2 separate regions of the Homo sapiens genome follow, and region 1 is linked to region 2. Evidence: read pairs that join two places in POLR2A ChIA-PET (ENCODE). Cell type or tissue: A673. All regions are shown on one strand. Links, peaks and the distances in the headings refer to the core of each region. The heading gives the core; the rest is flanking DNA.

Region 1 (9,997 bases), core at 230-8,229, 490 kb after region 2:
CACACACACACACACACACAAAATTAGCTGGGCATGGTGGCGGGTGCCTGTGATCCCAGCTACTCAGGAGGCTGAGGCAGAAGAATTGCTTGAACCCAGGAGGCAGAGGTTGCGGTGAGCCAAGATCAAGCCACTGCACTCCAGCCTGGGAAACAGAGTAAGACTCTGTCTCAAAACAACAACAACAAAAAGCACCACATCTGCCTCCTTCTTCTAGTTACTGGGGCCCCCTGAGGCTAGGTGCTGGGGAGGGAGCCCTTTCCTGGCGGGGGCTGCAGAGGGGTGAGAAAGAACCCTCTGGAGTTGGGAGGTGGGGGATAGCAAGTTGGGCTGTTAGGAGGGGACCCCTAGTACCTACAGGTCTTCAGTGTCCTCCCCGAGATGAGATCTCAGCTCAGTCCCAGGAGGGGAGGGTGTGCTCAGGACTTGGACACAGAGGAGAGACGCTGTGCCGCTTACACAGCTCATCCACCCATCCATTCATTTAAGAAACTTTTATTGGCCAGGCACTGTGGCTCATTTTGAGAGGCCGAGGAGGATTGCTTGAACCTAGGAGTTGGAGACCAGCCTGGGCAACGTTTTGAGACCCTGTTCCTACAAAAACACTTTTTCGAAATAAGCTAGGTGTGGTGGTGCGTGCCCGTGGTTCCGGCTACTGGGGAGGCTGAGGCGGGAGGATCAACGCTTGACTCCAGTTATTAGAGGCTGCAGTGAGCTAAGGTCACACCATTGCACTCCAGCCTGGGTGACAAGAGCGAGATCCTGTCTCTAATTTAAAAAACAAAACTATGGAGCACTCCACGGAGCAGAACTTACCACCCACATTTCAGAAAGGGGTTTTAGGCCAGGCAAAGTGGCTCATGCCTGTAATCCCAGCACTTTGGGAGGCCGAGGGGGGAGGATTACTTGAGGTCAGGAGTTTGAGACCAGCCTGGCCAACACAGTGAAATCTCGTCTCTACTAAAAATACAAAAATTAGCCCACTGTGGTGGCAGATGCCTGTAATCCCAGCTACTTGGGAGGCTGAGGCCAGAGAATCACTCAAACCCTGGAGGCAGAGGTTGCAGTGAGCTGAGATTGGGCCACTGCACTCCAGCCTAGGCAACAGAGTGAGACTCTGTCTTAAAAAAAAAAAAAAAAGGGGATTTTAGCTGCCCTGCCCCAGCCTGTTTACCCCCAACCCTCTAATATTTAGTCCCAAATCCAGCCAGAGCCCATCCAGATTCCAGACACCAGCTCTCCTCTCCAAAGAGGAGTGGTTGGGGTCAGGGCAAAAAACAGGCTGAGTGACTGTGGCGGTGGGGGGTCCTGTCCCCAGTCCCCATTCCCCTTAAGCCGTGTCTGGCCCAGCCACAGTGACATTCATCCCCCGGTGGGTCTGGCCTCAGTCCTCACAACCCACCGACAACAATGAATGTTGATTGTGACCTCGGCTGTGGCCTAGGGGAGGGGACGTGCCCAGGCTGGATTGGGGGCTCCCCAGGCCCCCCTAGATCTGGAAGGTCAGAGTCACCGGCAGGAGGATGGCAATTCCAGGCCTCAGGGTCCACTCAACGGTCGATGGTTTGCCTGAGCTGCCCAAACTCACCGACAGGTTGAATGTTCCCCCAAACCCTTGGCAAATTTTCCGGGACCTGGAGTCGGGGGTGGGGTAGGTGGCAGGGAACCAGAGAGCATGAAGAGGGAGAGGAGGAGAGAGTAAGGAACCCCTTTTCTCTCATGAAATAAACAAACGCTTTTCAGGTGCTGTTTGCACCTAGATCTGGGAAAAACACAAGGCAAATATAAATGCTAGTAAATAAAATGTAGCCTTTGCTATGGGGATGGAGATGTAGCAGTGCAGGGGAGTGCTGGCCTCAAGCCCGCTCCTTAAGTAATTCACAAAGTGATCCTGGAGGTGCAGATTACCCCCCTTTGTCAACTGGGGAGACTGAGGCCAAAGGCCACTGCTAGTCCGAGGTGGAGGAGGCATTCCAAGTGTTCCCGGGAAGTCTGGCAACGGAGGATCCTGGCCCCGAGGGCATTGATGCAACGTGGAGATAAACAAGCCATTTTAATACAATGTAATACGTTCTGGGAGCTTCACTGAGTTCCGGGCACGATGGTTTAGGAATCACAACAGCGTGAGTGGAGCGCTTGGGGGTGGGGGGTCGTCAGGTCTCTCCACTTTACAAGTGCACTGGGGCCCCACTAGACAGGGGAGAGGCAGGAGGTTCAGAGAGGGCGCCGCTCGCCCCGCGTGCGCGGTCACACAGCATCTGAACTCGGGCACTTCCGGAGGGAGTCCGCGCAGCCACGTGGGGGCTGCCCCTTGGGCCTCAAAACCGGCTGCGGCGCCCCCTCTCCATTTCCTCATCCCTCAAATGACCCCCAGTCCCTTCCTCCAGTGATCGCACAGAGTTCGGCGACCACCCCCCCGCCCCGGGTGCCCCCAGGCCTACAGGTACGCACCCCTATCTCCCACCCCCCGCAAGCCAAGCAGTGACGACCAGGGATGGGCGAGCGCGCCTTCGCCCCTGACCTGGGTCTGCGGACGGCCTAGGAAGGTGCACCCGGCATGGCCGGGTGCTGCGGCTCAGGCCTGTAATTCAGTATTTTGGGAGGCTGAGGCGGGAGGATCTTTTGAGCCCAGGAGATGGAGACCAACCTGAGCAACATAGCGAGATACCTGTCCCTACAAAAAAATTAGCTGGGTGTGGTGTAGTGAGCCTGTAGTCTTAGCTACTTAGGAGGCTGAGATGGGAGGATCGCTTGGACCCCAAGAGTTCGAGGCTCGAGGCTGCAGTGAGCCGTGATCGCGCCACTGTATTCCAGCCTGGGTCACAGGACGAGACCCCGTCGTCGCAAAAAAATAAGTAATTTCCTGGCCCCTGGCATTTCACCGAGGGGAATACTGAGGCCCAAAATAACCGCCTGGCATAACCCCAAGGTAGATGAGGGACCCCCAAGTGTGCCGAGCTGCGTGAACCACCCCCCCACCACACCCCTCACGGTGGTGGCAACGGAACCCGGCCGAGCCCCCGAGGACGCGCCCCCGAGAGCCCCGCCCCCGAGAGCCCCACCCACAGTCTGGAGCCACCAGCCAAGGCCCCAGCCCAGGCCCTGCCCCTTAGAGCCCCGTCGCTTTTGACCTGTTCCCCAGAACACACTCCCTCTAAAACCCGCCCATATAGACTCCCACGGAGCCCACCGCCAAACCCCTAAGCCAGTCCTCAAAGAGCCCAGCTCCCTTAGGGCCCGCCCCCTTAGAGCCCTCCACAAAAGCCTGCTCTATAGACGCCCCGGGACTGCGTCCTGCCCCCACGAAGCCCAACCCCCCACTAAGGTCCGCCCCGACCGGGCACGCCCCCAAACCGAATTTCGTAGGGCCCCTCAAGCCCGATCCCGGCTAACTCGCCCTCCCGAAGCCCCCCTCCCGCCTCCCGGCACCTTCTAGAGCCCTTTCCCCAGAGCCCGCCCTCTCACCCGCCCCGGGTCGGGGTCACGTTCCCACCCCTCTGTCTGGAGCTGGAGTGGGGCGCCCTCTCTCGCAGCTCATCCGCCACGTCCAGCAGATCCTCCCATTCAGGCTGTGGAGTGGGGGGGCCTGATCGGCTTCTCTTTATCCGCCACCTCCACCCCAGGTGTCCAGGCCCTTCCGAGGGAGGTGGCCGGTCCCCTGCCTTGTGGATCATCATTCTAAGGAGGAGAACGCCTAGGACTTGGGAAGGAGAGTGAGTTGGGAGCACAGGTGTTAATAATTACATTACTGATGATAACGCTACATTCATCACGCTGTGAGCAGGATATACCCATTTTGTGGACTGGGAAGGTAAGTGGCTCTGTTAGTCCAGAACTCTCAAGATTCCTCAAAAGCTTGGTTCTTGTCTGTAGTCCCAGCTAGTTGGGAGGCAGGAGGATGGCTGGAGCCCAGAAGTTGAGACTAGCCTGGAAAACACAGTGAGACCCCCATCTCTCTCTCTCTCTCTTTTTTTTTTTTTTTTTGAGATGGAGTCTTGCTCTGTCACCCAGGCTGGAGTGCAGTGGCGCGATCTCTGCCCACTGCAATTTCCACCTCCTGGGTTCAAGCAGTTCTCCTGCCTCAGCCTCCTGAGTAGCTGGGACTACAGGCACCTGCCACTATGGCCAGCTAATTTTTGTATTTTGAGTAGAGACAGGGTTTCACTATGTTGGCCAGGTTGGTCTCCAACTCCTGGGCCTCCCAAAGTGCTGGGATTACAGGCATGAACCACGGCACCCAGCAGTGGTTCTTTAAAACCCCGTTTCTTTAAAAAAGAAAAATCTTTATTCTCTTTTTTGTTGCTGTTGTTGTTTTGTTTTGTTTTGTTTTGAGACGGGGTCTCGCTCTGTTGCCCAGGCTGGAGTGCAGTGGCGCAATCACAGCTCACTGCAGCCTCGACCTCCCAGCCCCAACCAATCCTCCCACCTTAGCTTCCCAAGTAGCTGGGATCACAGGTGCCTGGCCTGGCTAACTTAAAACAAAAACAAACAAATAAAAAAAAGTTTTGTAGAGATGAGATCTCACTATGTTGCCCAGGCTGGTCGCGAACTCCTGGGCCTCCCAAAGTTCTGGGATTACAGGCATGAGCCACCTCGTCCCACAGGAATCTTTCTTCTTGATGACTGTGAACAGCTTTAATGTTGGGGGCGGGGGGTCATCAGGCAGGAGACATTCTGGCTATGTTGGAGGGGGTTCCCCAGACACCTCCTGTGTGTCCTTTCTGCCTCCCACTCCTCCCTCTGAGGGCTTTGGCCTTGAACTGCCAAGGAGGTTGTTCCCTGTAAGGTTTCTCCCTAAGACAAGACACAAGACCACAGTGGAAGAGGGGTCTGGTCTTGAAGGCCAGGAAGCTGGGGCTGGGGCGACAGGAGGCCGGCAGCCCCAATCCTGGGTCTGACTATCTCTCTTCTTTGCCTGTGGTCCGTGCAGGCTTCTGGCCCTCAGTGTCCATCTGGGTCCACCTGTCTCTTGGTCATCCCAGGGTCGTCTGTCTGGGTCGGACTATGCCCCTCACACATCTGTTCTCCATCTGGGTCTCCTGCCCAGCCCGTGCACCTGCCTCAAACTGTCTGGATCTGCCTGTATGTGTCTAGCTGTTTACCCCCCATCTCCATCTCCTGTCTGTGACTGGTGACCGTGATACCTGTCCCCTCCTGTCCCCTGAGGGAGTCTGCAGCCCTGCCCTGCTTGTCTGGTTGCAGCTGTCTGCTGGTTTGACTTTGAAGTCCCTCAGAGTGGGAGGTGACAAGCTGTCTCCTCCTGCTTGTGACCCTGAGCCTCAGTGCATGGGGGGTAGGGGTGTCTTTCAGGGCCTTCATTTTGCTTCTTCTTTATCCTTAGTTCCTGGGACCCCTCACCTGACCCCAGTGCAGCTGGGAGGGTCTTTCTGGGCAGGGGAGCTGGGGATAAGTGGGGTGTGGGGGACGGCCCTCTAAAAGCCACGTTATGAGCCGGGCACGGTGGCTCATTCCTGTAATCCCAGCACTTTGGGAGGCCGAGGCGGGCAGATCAGTTGAGGTCAGGAGTTCGAGACCAGCCTAACCAACATGGTGAAACCCCATCTCTACTAAAAATACAAACAAACAAAAAAAAAGTAGCCAGGCATGGTGGCGCACACCTGTAGTCCCAGCTACTTGGGAGGCTGAGGCACGAGAATTGCTTGAACCTGGGAGGCAGAGATTGCAGTGAGCCGAGATTGAGCCACTGCACTCCAGCCTGAGTGACAGAGTGAGACTCCGTCTCAAAAAAAAAAAAAAAAAAAAAAAAAGCCACGCTATCCCAGGGCCTTGCCCCCACCCCCCCACACATAGCACCAGGAAGGTGCAGGGCAGCTGGCACAAGTCGGGGGATCAGAGTCGGAGGTGAGAAGTCCTAGCAGAGGCAGGTGAGCAAGTGATGGATGGATGGATGGATGGAGGCAGCTCTACCGTCAAGCTGAAGAACAAGGCTGGGCGCCGGGTGGCTCATGCCCGTCATCCCACTGCTTTGGGAGGCCAAAGCAGGAAGACTGACTGAGCACAGGAGTTCAAGACCAGCCTGAGCAACATGGTGAAACCCTGGCTCAACTAAAAATAGAAAAACTTAGCCGGGTGTGGTGGTGTGCGCCTGTAGTCCCAGCTATTTGGGAGGCTGAGGTGGGAGGATCACGCAAGCCAGGGAAGTCGAGGCTGACGGAAGCCAGGGAAGTCGAGGCTGCAGTGAGTGAGACGCAGTCACGCCACTGCACTCCAGCCCAGGCTACAGGAGTGAGACCCTGTCTCAAAAAAAAAAAAATAGTTGAAGAACAAGGTGGGCATGGCTAGAAGGCCAGGTCTCCAAGCTCCCAGGGGTGTCTGGCGGCCCGTGTGTCCTGCCCGTGATTCTTGAAGTCTTGACTGTGAAGTCCCTCAGGGTGGGAGGTGGCAAGCTGTCTCCTCTCGATCTCAACCCTGAGCCTTGGTGCATGGGGGTTGGGGGTGTCTCTGTATGTTCACGCATGAGTACCTATATATATGCTCCTGTGTGTCTGTGTGTTGTATGTAACTGTATGTGTGTGCGTGTGTGTGTGTGTGTGCGTGCGTGTGTGTGTGTGTGTACTTGGGCCTGGAAGGGGGACACGGGGTGGGGGAGGTCGTCAGGACCTGGCAGACAAAGAGCCCATTATGGGGGTTCCAGCGACACCAAGAGCCCTGTGGGGGTCTCCGTGGGGTCACGGTGATGGCCCAGGCTGTCTAGACTGGCAAGCAGGGGTGTCTCGTTTCAGTGATACCTGCGTGGGCTCTGAGGTTCCCACCCCACCCTCCGCAGGCCACCTCCCCCACTTCCTTTCCAGCTGCGGGAGTCTTTCATGCCAGGGGTCCTCAGACAAGGGGCTCCTCTGTCCCACCCAGCCCGTGGGCGGTGGGTGGGCTAGGAGCCCAGCTTCCTTCCCAGGCCTGCCAGATGTGAGGCCAGGGCTGGGGAAGGCGAGAAGGTTCTGGCTTCTCCAGGAATGGGATTGGGGGCTATGGAGGGGCCAAGCTGAAGGAGAATTCAGGCCGGGCACGGTGGCTCATGCCCGTAGTCCCAACGCTTTGGGAGGCCGAGGCAGGAGGATCACTTGAGCCCAGGAGTTCAAGATCAGCCTGGGCAACGCAGTGAGACCTCATCTCTACAAAAAACAAATTAAAAAAATTTTTTAATAAGGGAAATTCAGACACTTCTACTGAGGCTTATGGTGCTGGGTGACCCTGGGTTTGGGGTCAGGGTGGGCTCCGTCTCAAGAACTCTTGTAGGATGTTTCTATGGGTCTATAAATAGGGGCTTCAGGTCCAAGCTACTTTGCTGAGGTATTTTGGGGGGTTCTGTGGGTGTCTGTAAGTCCAGGTGGGAGTGTGCTATAGCAGGTGGCTGTCTCTCCACCAGCTGTGTGTGTGCGTGTGTGTGTAAGTTCCTGTGGGCTTCTGTTTGTGTGTGGATGTCAGCATTGCTGTGGGTGTATATCAGGCTAATTGTGTGTAATTCCAGGTCGACATGTGAGCCAGTGTGCGTGGGTGTCTGGTGTCTGCTGGTGTCACTATGAGTGACTGGAGTCTGTATCATCCAGTCATGGTGTCCCCCCCATCCCATTCCCCACTAAAATGTCAGGTGTGGGAAGACAGGGATTTCATTCTTTTTTTTTTTTTTAAAAGAGACTAGGTCTCGCTGTCACCCAGGCTAGAGTGCAGTGGTGCCATCATAGCTCACTGCAATCTCAAACTCCTGGGCTCAAAGCGATCCTCCCGCCTCAGCCTCCCTAGTACCTGAGACTATAGGCGCACACCACCACGCCCAGCTAATATGTTTTTTAAACTCCTCATCTCAAGTGATCCTGCCACCTCGGCCTCCCAAAGTGCTGAGATTACAGGCGTGAACCACTGTGCTCGTTCAGATTTCCCTCTTGTTCACAGCTGCATCCCCAGTGCTAGAACAGTGCTGGGTACATAACAGATGCTCAATAAATGAGTATTGGGGCCGGACGCACTGGCTCACACCTGTAATCTCGGCACTTTGGGAGACCGAGGTGGGTGGATCACCTGAGATCAGGAGTTCAAGACTAGCCTGGACAACATTGTGAAACTCTGTCTCTATTAAAAATACAAAAATTAGCCAGGCATGGTAGCGGGCGCCTGTAATCCCAGCTACTCGAGAGGCTGAGGCAGGAGAATCGCTTGAACCTGGGAGTTGGAGATTGCAGTGAGCTGAGATTGTGTCACTGCACTCCAGCCTGGGTGACAGAGCACTCCAGCCTGGGTGACAGAGCAAGACTCTGTCTCCAAAAAAAAAAAAATATTATTGGGTTTGTGGGCATCCAGATGACAGGATTTCTGCCTGCCTGTGTGTCATTTCCCCGTGAGTCTATGCATGCCAGTGTGTATGCATGTGTTACTGTGTCTGTGTGTATGTCAGTATTATTGTAGATGTGCAGGTGTCTGAGTGCCTAAACAAGTCTCAGGGTAGGTGACGATGGGCATATGGCCACTGGGTTCGTGCTCATATATCTTTGTGGGTGACAGTGTCTTTGTGGGTGGCTAAGAGGATCCATTTTACTGTGAACAACTGTGTGTCCATGTGTGCAGTTGTGTTCTTGGGCGGGGGTGGTCTGTATGTGTGTGTATATCAAGATTACTGAGACCTGCTACTCGGGAGGCTAATGTGGGAGGATCATTTGAGTCTGAGAGTTTGAGGCTGCTGTGAGCTATGATCGTGCCACTGAACTCCAGTCTGGGTGACAGAGCCAGACCCTGTCTCAAAAAACAAAACAAACAAACAAAAATTTGGGCCAGGCATGGTGGCTCGGCGCTCTGGGAAGCCGAGGTGGGTGGATAGCTAGAGCTCAACGAGTTTGAGACGAGCCTGGGCAACCGGCAAAACTCCATCTCTACAAAAAATACAAAAATTACCCAGGTGTGGTGGTGCGCACCTGTTCTCCCAGCTACTCGGGAAGCTGAGGTGGGAGGATTGCTTGAGCCCAGGAGATGGGCCTAGATTGCAGTGAGCCTAGATTGCAGTGAGCCTAGATCGTGCCACTGCACTCCAGCCTAGGCAGCAGAGTGAGACCCTGTCTCAAAAAAATAAAAAGGAAACTGTGGCCGGGTGCGGCGGTTCACACCTGTAATCCCAGCACTTTGGGAGGCTGAAGCCAGCGGATCCCCTGAGGTCAGGAGTTCAAGACCAGCCTGGCCAACATGGTGAAACCCCATCTCTACTAAAAATACAAAAATTAGCCTGGTGTGGTGGCACGCGCCTGTAATCCCAGCTACTCAGGAGGCTGAGGCAAGAGAATTGCTTGAATCCGGGAGATCGTGCCACGGCATTCCAACCTGGGCAGCCAAGAGAGACTCCATCTCAAAATAAATAAGTAAATAAAAATAAAAAAGATTATGTGTGACCTGCTGTCAGATGTGTTTCTGCAGGCCTTGTACCGTCTGTGTGTGTGTGTATGTGTGTGTGTGTGGTGGGGGTGACTGTGGGTGACTGTGAGTGTGCAGGTGTGAACTTGGTTGGGAGGACACATGGATGTCTGTGTGTGTCCCAGGTATTGTGAACGATGGAGTCGGAGTCTGTGTGTGCCTGACTGATGGGCTTTAGGGATCTGCGTTTGTCATTGCTACCCTGAGTGACATGCTGTGGGTGAACACCCACTTCTGTGTGTCAGTGTTATGCGAAAGGCTGTGTCTATGTTGTAGCTGCCTTCGTTGGTGGCTCCATTTCTGTGTGACAGCCTTTCAATGGGCACTATCCCTGGATGTCCGAGCCCTTGTGGGTGACGTGTCTACACACGTGGCAGTGTTATTGTGGGGACTGTATGTGTGTGTCAGCATCACTTTCGACTGCGTATTAATCGGGGTGCTGTATGTCTGTGTATAGCGTGTAATTTTGGGGGTCTCCATCAGGGCCTTGGGAATATCTAATCGTGGCTGGCTTAATGCATCTGTGAGCAGTCCAGGGGTGTGGAATGGGTAGGGAAAGAGATGGGGGGAGGGGAACCGAAGTGTG
Region 2 (9,997 bases), core at 722-8,721:
CCTCCCAGTAGCTGGGACTACAGGTTCACACCACCGTGCCTGGCCAATTTTTGTATTTTTAGGACAGACGGGGTTTCACCATATTGGTCAGGCTGGTCTTGAACTTCTGACTTCAAGTGATCTGTCCATCTCAGCCTCCCAAAGTGCTGGGATTACAGGCATGAGCCCCCACGCCCGGCCTGACAATTTTCTTAATGTAACTGAACTGTACACTTAAAATGGTTAAGATAGAACATTTCATGTCATGTGTATTTCACCACAAATTTTATCCAGGCTGAAGGACAGGCACGGTGGCTCGCTTTGGCAGGACGAGGCAGGAGGATCGCTTAAGGCCAGGAGTTCAAGACCAGCTAGGGCAACATAGCGAGACCCGCACCCCCATCTCTACAAAAAAAGTTTAAAAATTACCCAGGCCTGATGGCACATGACTCTGGTCCCAGCTACTCGGGAGGCTGAGGCAGGAGGATTGCTTGAGCCCAAGAGGTTGAGGCTGCAGCGAACTATATGGTTGCACCACTGTACTTCGGCGAGATCCTGTCTCAAAAAAAAAATCAAAAAAAAAAAAAAATCCAGTCTCAGAGGAGACTGGGGCAGGATTCCCATCCTGTGGGTCCTGGCAGGTGACCCCCATGTGTCCTCCATAGTAGGGGGTGATCAGGCCCTCCAAGAAGTCAATACCAATTATATCCCAAAGCCTCTTACATGTCTCCACCTGGACCTCCCTGTCTACCTCCAGACATACAGCTGCCCTCTGGACCTCACCCAGGGACACTGCTATGATCACTGAGCGATTCACCAATATTCCAGCTCTTTCTCCCTCCAGGTACAAGGTAGGAAGGCATTGCTCCACCCACTTGTGTGGCCACGTGACTTGCTCTGACCAATGGCATGTGAGCAGGTTTGACTTGTGTCACTTCTGGGCAGAGGCTTTAAGAGCTGCTGCAGAGCATGCTATATGTTCTTTTTCTTCTGCCTTGGCAACGGGCAACATGCCAGATGCTGGCTGAGTGAAAAGTGAAACCTCTGATGTTTTAAGCTCCTGAGATTTGGGGCTTAAAGTAGCTGGGACTACAGGTGTGTGCCACCATGCCTGGCTCATTTTTTTCCCTGGCTTGTTACTGCAGCAGAACTGAACCTGCCTTGAGTCCAGTGTGGCAGCAGAATCTGTAGATGTCACTCATCCAGTCCTGTCTTGTGCATGACGATGGTCTCATATCATTAAGCTGTAGGGCTGGAATGAGAGGCAAGGTGGATGCTTGACTTGGGAACAAAATTTCAGGGGGTGTCAAAGAACTCAAGAACTTTGTCCTGAACTCATAAATATTATTTTATTGTGATATTTTGTAAAAGTCAAGATTAATGCAAAACCATGATGAATAAAATGGTAACATTAAATCTATCTATCTATCTATCTATCTATCTATCTATCTATCTATCTATAGATATGTATATATATACACATAGGTCAGGCGCGGTGGCTCACACCTGTAATCCCAACACTTTGGGAAGCCGATGCAGGTGGATTGCTTGAGACCAGGAGTTCGAGACCAGCCTGGCCAACATGGTGAAACCCCATCTCTGCTAAAAGTACAAAAAATTAGCAGGTCGTGATACTGCACACCTGTAATTCCAGCTACTTGGAAGGCTGACGCACGAGAATCGCTTGAACCCAGGAGGCGGAGGTTGGAGTGAGTAGAGATCATACCACTGCACTGCACTCCAGCCTGGGCAACAGAATGAGACTCCATCTCAAAAAAAAAATATATGTATATATATATACACATATATGAGAGAGACAAGGTCTCACTCTGTCACCCAGGCTGGAGTGCAGTGGCACAATCATAGCTCACTGCAGCATTGACCTCCTGAGCACAAGCAATCCTCCCACCTCAGCCTCCCGAGTAGCTGGGACTACAGGTGTGCACCACCACACCCAGCTAATGCTTGAATTTTTATAGAGATGGGGTCTTGCTATGTTGCCCAGACTGGTCTTGAACTCCTGGGCTCAAGTGATCCCTCTGTCTCAGCCTCCCAAAGTGCTGAGATTATGGGCGTGAGCCACTGCTCCTGGCATACATTGTCCTAGTCTATTGTTAGAAGCAAGTTATTGGGTCCAGCTCACACTCGAGGGATCACACAGAGTGCAGACATCAGGAGGTGGGAATCATGGAGGAGTCTTGGAGCCTGTCTGCCTCACCTCCTCTCCTCTAGTATTCCTAGTTTTTTTTTTTTTTTCGAGATGGAGTTTTGCTCTTGTTGCTTAGACTGGAGTGCAATGGCAGGATCTCGGCTCGCTACAACCTCTGCCTCCCAGGTCCAGGTGATCCTCCTGTCTCAGCCTCCCAAGTAGCTGGGATTACAGGAGCCCCCTGCCACACCTGGCTAATTTTTGTATTTTTAGTAGAGATGGGGTTTCACCATGTTGGTCAGGCTGGTCTTGAACTCATGACCTCAAATGATCTGCCTGTCTGGGCCTCCCAAAGTGCTGGGGTTACAGGCATGAGCCACCAAGCCTGGCCTCTTTGCTGATTTTCATCTGTAACTTTCACTGTAATAAACCATAACTGGGAGTAACACCACTTTTCTGGGATCTATCAATCTCAGCAAATTATTGACCCTGAGGGTGGTCTCAGGGACCCCCGACACAAGCCCCATTTCCCAGCCACCATCTTTTGCAATCTCCATTGCCCTAGTCACCGAATGGCATATTCTTATCCATTTGCTATTTCCTGCCTCTCTCCTCTGGATCAAAGGCTCTGGAAGGTCGAAAACTCATCTGTCTTTCCCATGAAAGGCTGTAGAACAAAATGGTCAGGGGTCAAGTCCTGGCCCTGTCACTTTTTCATTGTTGCTGAGTCAAGGTCTCAGCCAGGGTGGAGTGCAGCAGTGCAGTCATAGCTTACTGCAGCCTTGAACTCCCGGGCTCAAGCAATCCTCCCACCTCAGCCTCCCTTGTGGCTGGGACTACAGTCACATGCCACCACAGCCAGCTATTTTTTTTCTTTTAAGACAGGGTGTCGCTCTGTCACCCAGGCTGGAGTGCAGTGGCATGATCTCGGCTCACTGCAACGTCTGCCTCCCAGGTTCAACTGATTCTCCTGCCTCAGCCTCCCGAGTAGCTGGAATTACAGGCATGCGCCACCACGCCTGGCTAATTTTTTTTTGTATTTTTAGTAGAGACGGGGTTTCACCATGTTGGCCAGGCTGGTCTTGAACTTCTGACCTCAGGTGATCCGCCTGCCTCGGCCTCCCAAAGTGCTGGGATTACAGGCTTGAGCCACCAAGCCCGGCCCCACACCCAGCTAATTTTTATTTTTTGAGACGGAGTCTTGCTTTGTTGCCCAGGCTGGAGTGCAGTGGCACGATCTCAGCTCACTGCAATCTCCACCTCCCAAGTTCAAGCGATTCTCCTGCCTCAGCCTCCGCAGTAGCTGGGATTACAGGCATCCGCCACTACGCCAGCTAATTTTTTTGTATTTTTAGTAGAGACGAGGTTTCATCTTGTTGGCCAGGCTGGTCTTGAACTCCTGACCTCAAGTGATCCGTCAGTCTCAGCCTCCCAGAATGCCTGAAGGTTAGCTTTTAAGTGTTGGTTACTTTATCTCCTCAGTAGCTAGATCAGGGTCCAGGTGGTCAGGATTCAGTCAAAAGCAAGTGATTAAGGAGACTCCTCTGGGGACTTTGCGATGGAGAGGCAGGAGGGGCCACGAGCGGGGGTGGGGAAGAGAAGAGGGCACAGAGGCCAGCGGATGAGAGAGACACCAGGGAGCCTGGGATGCCTGCCCGAGGCTCTGGCCACGCCCATGCCCTGCCTGTCCCGCTAAGGTGAGCTGGTCCTTCTGTGATCACCCGGGGAGGAGGCCTACAGGAGCTGCAGAGCTGAGTAGAGAGGGAAGGCGCGGGGGAGGCCAAGTCCCACGGGTCTGGGCTTCTAGGAGGAAACGTGTGGGAGGTTGGGACGGGAGGCGTGGGGGCGGGGGACAGGCAGGGCAGCTGGAGCCGGGGCTGTAGTCGGGCGCCGGCCAAGCCCCAAAGAAAGCCTGTGTTGGGCAGCGTCCGGTCTGGCCTGGCCTGGGAGGATGCCTGCTTGCTGCTGGGGGGCCCTGGAGATGCCGACGTAGCTCTGTACCCCCGGGAGGAATGTGACCCCCTCCCCACCCCCAGCCTCCAAATTTTTCCACATAAGGCTTCAGGGGTGCTCATGCCGCATGAGTTCAGGACAAAGGAATCAAAAGCACATGGACTGGATTCCCTAGGGAGGAGAAATTCTGGAAATAAGACGAAGAGGAGGACAAAGGGGCCCGGGGGCGGGGTGAGGGTGCTGGGACGGAAGCGGGGGGCGGGGATTGGGAGGCAGCCGGAGAAGGTGCCTGGCTCTGAGTGGCCTTAGACTGGGGACACATCTCAGCTGGGGATGAAGGCCACTGTGGCCCCGGACCGCCAGGGCAACTCCTTGGACCTCTCTGAGCCTTGTTCCTTCCTTTTTTTTCTTTTTTCTTTTTTTTTTGAGACGGAGTCTTGCTCTGTCACCCAGGCTGGAGTGCAGTGGCGCGATCTCGGCTCACTGCAAGCTCTGCCTCCCAGGTTCACGCCATTCTCCTGCCTCAGCCTCCCGAGTAGCTGGGGCTACAGGCGCCCCCCACCACGCCCGGCTAATTTTTTGTATTTTTAGTAGAGACGGGGTTTCACCGTGTTAGCCAGGATGGTCTCAATCTCCTGACCTCGTGATCCGCCCGCCTCGGCCTCCCAAAGTGCTGGGATTACAGGCGGGAGCCACCGCGCCCGGCCACCTTGTTTCCTTTCTTTTGGCCCAGATTCTTGGGGCAAAATACTTGGAGTCCTCCATGTCTCTGTCTCTGTTTTATTTTGTTCTCTCTTTCTGTTTCCTTCTTTCTTCTCTTTCTTCGTTCTCTGTCTCTCCTTCCTTCCTTCCTTCCTTCCTTCCCTCTCTTTCTTTCTTCTCCTTCCTTCTTTCTTTCATCTATCTCTGTCTCTCCTCCCTTTCTTTCTCCTTCCTTCCTTCCCTCCCTCCCTCCATTTCTTCCTTCCTTCCTTCCTTCCTTCCCTCTTTCTTCTCCTTCCTTCTTTCTTTCTTTCCTCTATCTCTATCTCTCCTCCCTTTCTTTCTCCTTCCTCCCCTCCCTCCCTCCCTCCCTCCCTCCCTCCCTCCCTCCCTCCCTTCCTTCCTTCCTTCCTTCTCCTTCCCCGGTCTCACTTTGTTGCCCAGGCTGGTCTTGAACTCCTAGGCTTCAGTGACCCTCCTGCCTCTGCCCCACAAAGTACTGGGATTACAGGCATGAGCCACCATGCCTGGCCTCTATCTCTGCCCCTGTCCCTTTCTCTCTCTCTCTATTGTATCAGCAAATCCCGAGAGCTCTATTTTCAAAATCTATCCAGCATCTACTCACTTTTCACCTCCTCCACAGCCCCTACCTGGTCCGGCCCCATCAACTCCCCCTTGGCCCAGTGCAGACTCCTCTGCCCTGGTCTCCTGGCTCCTGCCCTTGCTCGCCCGCTCCATGCTTTTCTGTCAGGGCACGTCCCTCCTCTGCTCAAGGACCCTCCAGGGCTCCCACCTCACTCAGTGCAAAAGCCAAATTCCTTCTTGTGGCCCACAGGGCCCTGCAGGATCTGCTCAGCACTTATCTGCCCTCACCTCCTCCTTCTCTCCCCTTTGCTCATTCCCTTCAGCCAGGCCAGCTTCCTCGCCGTTTTGGGCATGCTCCTACCTTAGGGGCTTTGCACGGCAGCTCACTCTCACTTGCAGCACCACCTCCTCCTCCAGATCCCCACATGGCTTTCTCTCGCCCCCTTCAGGTCTTTTTTTTTTTTTTTTTGAGACAGAGTCTCATTCTGTCACCCAGGCTGGAGTGCAGTGGCACAATCTCAGCTGGCTGCAGCCTCCGCCTCTCGGGTTCAAGTGATTCTCCTGCCTCAGCCTCCTGAGTAGCTGGGATTACAGGCACGCACCACCACACTCAGGTAATTTTTGTATTTTTTTTTTTTTTTGAGACAGAGTCTTGCTCTGTTGCCCAGGCCAGAGTGCAGTGGTGCGATCTCGGCTCACTGCAAGCTTCGCCTCCCAGGTTCACGCCACTCTCCTGCCTCAGCCTCCCTAGTAGCTGGGACTACAGGCACCCGCCACCACGCCCAGCTCATTTTTTGTATTTTTAGTAGAGACAGGGTTTCATCGTGTTAGCCAGGATGGTCTCGATCTCCTGACCTCGTGATCCGCCTGCCTCGGCCTCCCAAAGTGCTGGGATTACAGGCGTGAGCCACCGCGCCCGGTTGTAATTTTTGTATTTTTAGTGGAGACAAGGTTTCACCACGTTGGCCAGGCTGGTCTCAAACTCCTGACCTCAGATGATCTGCACGCCTTGGCCTCCCAAAGTCCTGGGATTACAGGTGTGAGCCACCATGCTTGGCCCAAGTCTTTTGTTCGTTTGCTTTTAAAGAGATGTATATATTAGTTCTTTATTTCTCTTTTTTCTTTTTATTTTGAAACAGGGTCTTGCTCTGTCGCTCAGGCTGGGGTGCAGTGGTGCGATCATAGCTCACTGCAGCCTCCAGCTCCTGGGCTCAAGCAATCCTCCTGCCTCACCCTCCTGAGTAGCTGGGACTACAGGTCTGCACTACCATGCCAGGCTAATTTGGTTTATTTAATTAAATGAATACATAAATTTATTTGTTTGTTTTGGTTTCTATCTACAGACCAGGACAGTGCTGAACATTTTGAGACAGGGTTTCACTCTGTTACCCAGGCTGGAGTGCAGTGGTGCAATCTCAGCTCACTGCAGCCTCAACCTCCTGGGTTCAAGTGATCCTTCTGCCTCAGCCTCCTGAGTAGCTGGGACTACAAGTGTGCACCACCACACTTGACTAATTTTGTTTATTTTATTTTTTGTAGAGATAGGGGTCTTGCTATGTTGCCCAGACTGGTCACAAACTCCTGGTCTCAAGCGATCTTCCTGCCTCAGCTTCCCAAAGTGCTGAGATTATAGGCCTGAGTCACCGTGCCTGACCACCCTGCTGGACTTTTTTTCTTTCTTTTTTTTTTTTTTTTTATTTTGAGATGGAGTCTCACTCTATCACCCAGACAAGTGCAGTGGCACAATCTTGGCTCACTGCAACCTCTGCCTCCCGGGTTCAAGCAATTCTCCTGCCTCAGCCTCCCGAGTAGCTGGGATTACAGGCATGCGCCACCACGCTCAGCTAATTTTTGTTTTTTTTTTAGTAGAGATGGGGTTTCCCCATGTTGGCCAGGCTGGTTATGAACTGAGCTCAAGTGATCTGCCTGCCTCAGCCTCCCAAAGTGCTGGGATTACAGGTGTGAGCACCGCGCCCGGCCCACCCTGCTAGATTTTAGTTCTTGATCTTGCTCCCTCTCTGTCTCCCCCTGAGAATGTCAGCCCCAGGATATTTGTCTATTTTATTTCCTGCTGTGCCTCCAGAGCTCAGAAAAGGGTTGGGGACTGTAGGGACTTGTTGAGTCAATAGATCGGATGGTGACAAGCCCATAGCCGAATTTTTAGGGCAACATTTTTTTTTTTTTTTGAGATGGGGTCTTGCTCTGTCACCCAGGCTGGAGTGCAGTGGCGTGATCTCAGCTCACTGCAAGCTCTGCCTCCAGGGTTCCTGTCATTCTCCTGCCTCAGCCTCCCAAGTACCTGGGACTACAGACGACCGCCACCACGCCCAGCTAATTTTTTGTATTTTTAGTAGAGACGGGGTTTCGCCGTGTTAGCCAGGATGGTCTTGATCTCCTGACCTTGTGATCCGCCCACCTCGGCCTCCCAAAGTGCTGGGATTACAGGCATGAGCCACCACGCCTGGCCTAGGGCAACATTTTTATAGCCTTATTGAGGAATAACTTATATAGCCTATAATTCGCCCATTACAAACCTACAGTTAGATGACTTTTAGTAAACTCACCTAGCTGTGCAAGTATTACTACAATACAGCATTTGAGAACACTTTGATTTCCCCCCAAATCCCCACATTAGCAATCCATCCGCACTCCCAGCCTCAGCTCCAGGTAATCACTAATCTGCTTTCTGTCTCTAGAGCTCTGCCTTTTCTAGAAATTTCATATAAATGGAATTGTACAATATGTAATATTGTGGGTCTGGCTTCTTCCACTCGGCATATTTTTGAGGTTTATCCATGTTGCTGTGTTTATCAACAGTTTGTTGCTTTCTATTGCTAACCAGTGTTTCCTTGCATGGGAGGACCACAGTTGTTTGTCCATTCATCTGTTGATGGACACTTGAATTTGTCAACATAAAAGAGGCTGGGCTGGGTGCGGTGGCTCAACCCTGTAATCCCAGCACTTTGGGAGGCCGAGGCGGGCGGATCACGAGGTCAGGAGATCGAGACCATCCTGGCTAACATGTGAAACCCCGTCTCTACTAAAAATACAAAAAATGAGCTGGGCGTGGTGGTGGGCGCCTGTAGTCCCAGCTACTCAGGAGGCTGAGGCAGGAGAATGGTGTGAACCCGGGAGGCGGAGGTTGCAGTGAGCCGAGATCGCACCACTGCACTCCACACTCCAGCCTGGGCGACAGAGTGAGACTCTGTCTCAAAAAAAAAAAAAAAAAAAAAAAAAAAAGGAAGAAGCTGAAGCATAAAAGATGATTTAAAGAGTTTACTTGGGGCCAGGTGCGGTGGCTCATGCCTGTAATCCCAATGCTCTGGGAGGCCAAGGCGGGCGGATAACCTGAGGTCGGGAGTTCAAGACCAGCCTGACCAACGTGGAGAAACCCTGTCTCTACTAAAAGTACAAAATTAGCCAGGCGTGGTGGTGCACGCCTGTAGTCCCAGCTACTCAGGAGGCTGAGGCAGGAGAATCGCTTGAACCCGGGAGGCGGAGGTTGCCGTGAGCAGAGATCATGCCACTGCACTCCACTCCAGCCTGGGCAACAAGAGCAAAACTCCGTCTCAAAAAAAAAAAAAAAAAAAGAGTTCACCTGAGGCCAGGCACAGTGGCTCATGCCTGTAATCCCAACACTTTGGAAGGCTGAGGGAGGAGGATCACTTGAGCTCAGAAGTTTGAGACCAGCTTAGGCAACGTGGCAAAACTCCGTCTCTATAAAAAATACAAAAAAATTCTCAGCATCTTGGGAGGCTGAGATGGGCGCATCACTTAAGGCCAGGAGTTCACAACCAGCCTGACCAACATGGCAAAACCTAGTCTCTATTAAAAATACAAAAAAAAAAAAAAAAAAAATAGCTGGGTGTGGTGGTACATGCCTGTAATCCCAGCTACTCTGTAGGCTGAGGCAGGAGGATCACTTGAACCCAGGAGGCGGAGGTTACAGTGAGCTGAGATCGTGCCACTGAATTCCAGCTGGGCAACAGAACGAGAATGTCTCAAACAAACAAAAAATTAATCAGGCAGAGTGGTGCATGCCTGTGGTTCCCAGCTACTTGGGAGGCTGAGGTGGAAGGATCGCTTGAGCCCAGGAGTTCAAGGCTGCAGTGAGCTATGATGGCACCATTGCACTCCAGCCTGTGCGACAGAAATAGACCCTGTCTCAAAAAAAAGAAACCCCAAAACACAACTTAGCCAGGCGTGGCGGTGTCCACTTGTAGTCCTGGTGACTTGGGAGGCTAAAGTGGGAGGATCGCTTGACCCAGGAAGTCGAGGCTGCAGTGAGCTATGATTGCACCACTGCACTCCAGCCTGGGTGACAGAGTGAGACTCCATCTCAAAAATAAAAAATAAATCTTAGCTCTTCTAATAGATGTATGAAGTGGTATCTCCTTGTGGTTTTAATTTGCATTTCTGTAACAACTAATGCTGTTGCGCATCTTTTCATATGCATATTTACCATCGAAATGTCCTCTTTGGCGAAGCATCTGTTCAAATCTTTTGCCCATTTTTAAACTGGGATTTTTTTTCCTTCTTATTGTTGAGTTCCGTATATATTCTTATATAAAGAGTTTTTATTTTAAGAGTTCTTTATATATTCTGGATACACATTCTTTCAGAAAAATG

Evidence for each region. ChIA-PET counts read pairs that join two places held together with the same protein. Peaks named below come from ENCODE experiments on the same cell type or tissue, not always from the same donor. Only the 100,000 strongest peaks of a DNase experiment are listed, where the experiment ranks them.
Region 1: POLR2A ChIA-PET joins it to region 2 with 22 read pairs; 2 of 35 experiments call an interaction of 5 or more read pairs at or near these places.

What each region holds. Positions count from the first base shown.
Region 1 is chr19:13,866,332-13,876,328 of GRCh38, reverse strand. MIR181C (microRNA 181c) reads right to left here and starts at 1,630; the gene lies at 1,521-1,630. It overlaps MIR181D (microRNA 181d), which reads right to left and starts at 1,454; the gene lies at 1,318-1,454. It also overlaps a transcript of NANOS3 not described here. RefSeq lists a silencer at 3,355-3,494. In A673, for the core only: a CTCF peak has its summit at 3,528; a DNase peak (open chromatin) is centred at 3,248; H3K27ac peaks cover 595 bases.
Region 2 is chr19:14,357,700-14,367,696 of GRCh38, reverse strand. LINC01841 (long intergenic non-protein coding RNA 1841) reads left to right here and starts at 3,707. Exons shown (of 4, transcript NR_134908.1): 1 at 3,707-3,825. RefSeq lists a silencer at 834-923 and an enhancer at 786-1,080. In A673, for the core only: a CTCF peak has its summit at 5,792 (motif pointing left); DNase peaks (open chromatin) are centred at 936, 3,926, 4,276 and 5,776; H3K27ac peaks cover 966 bases.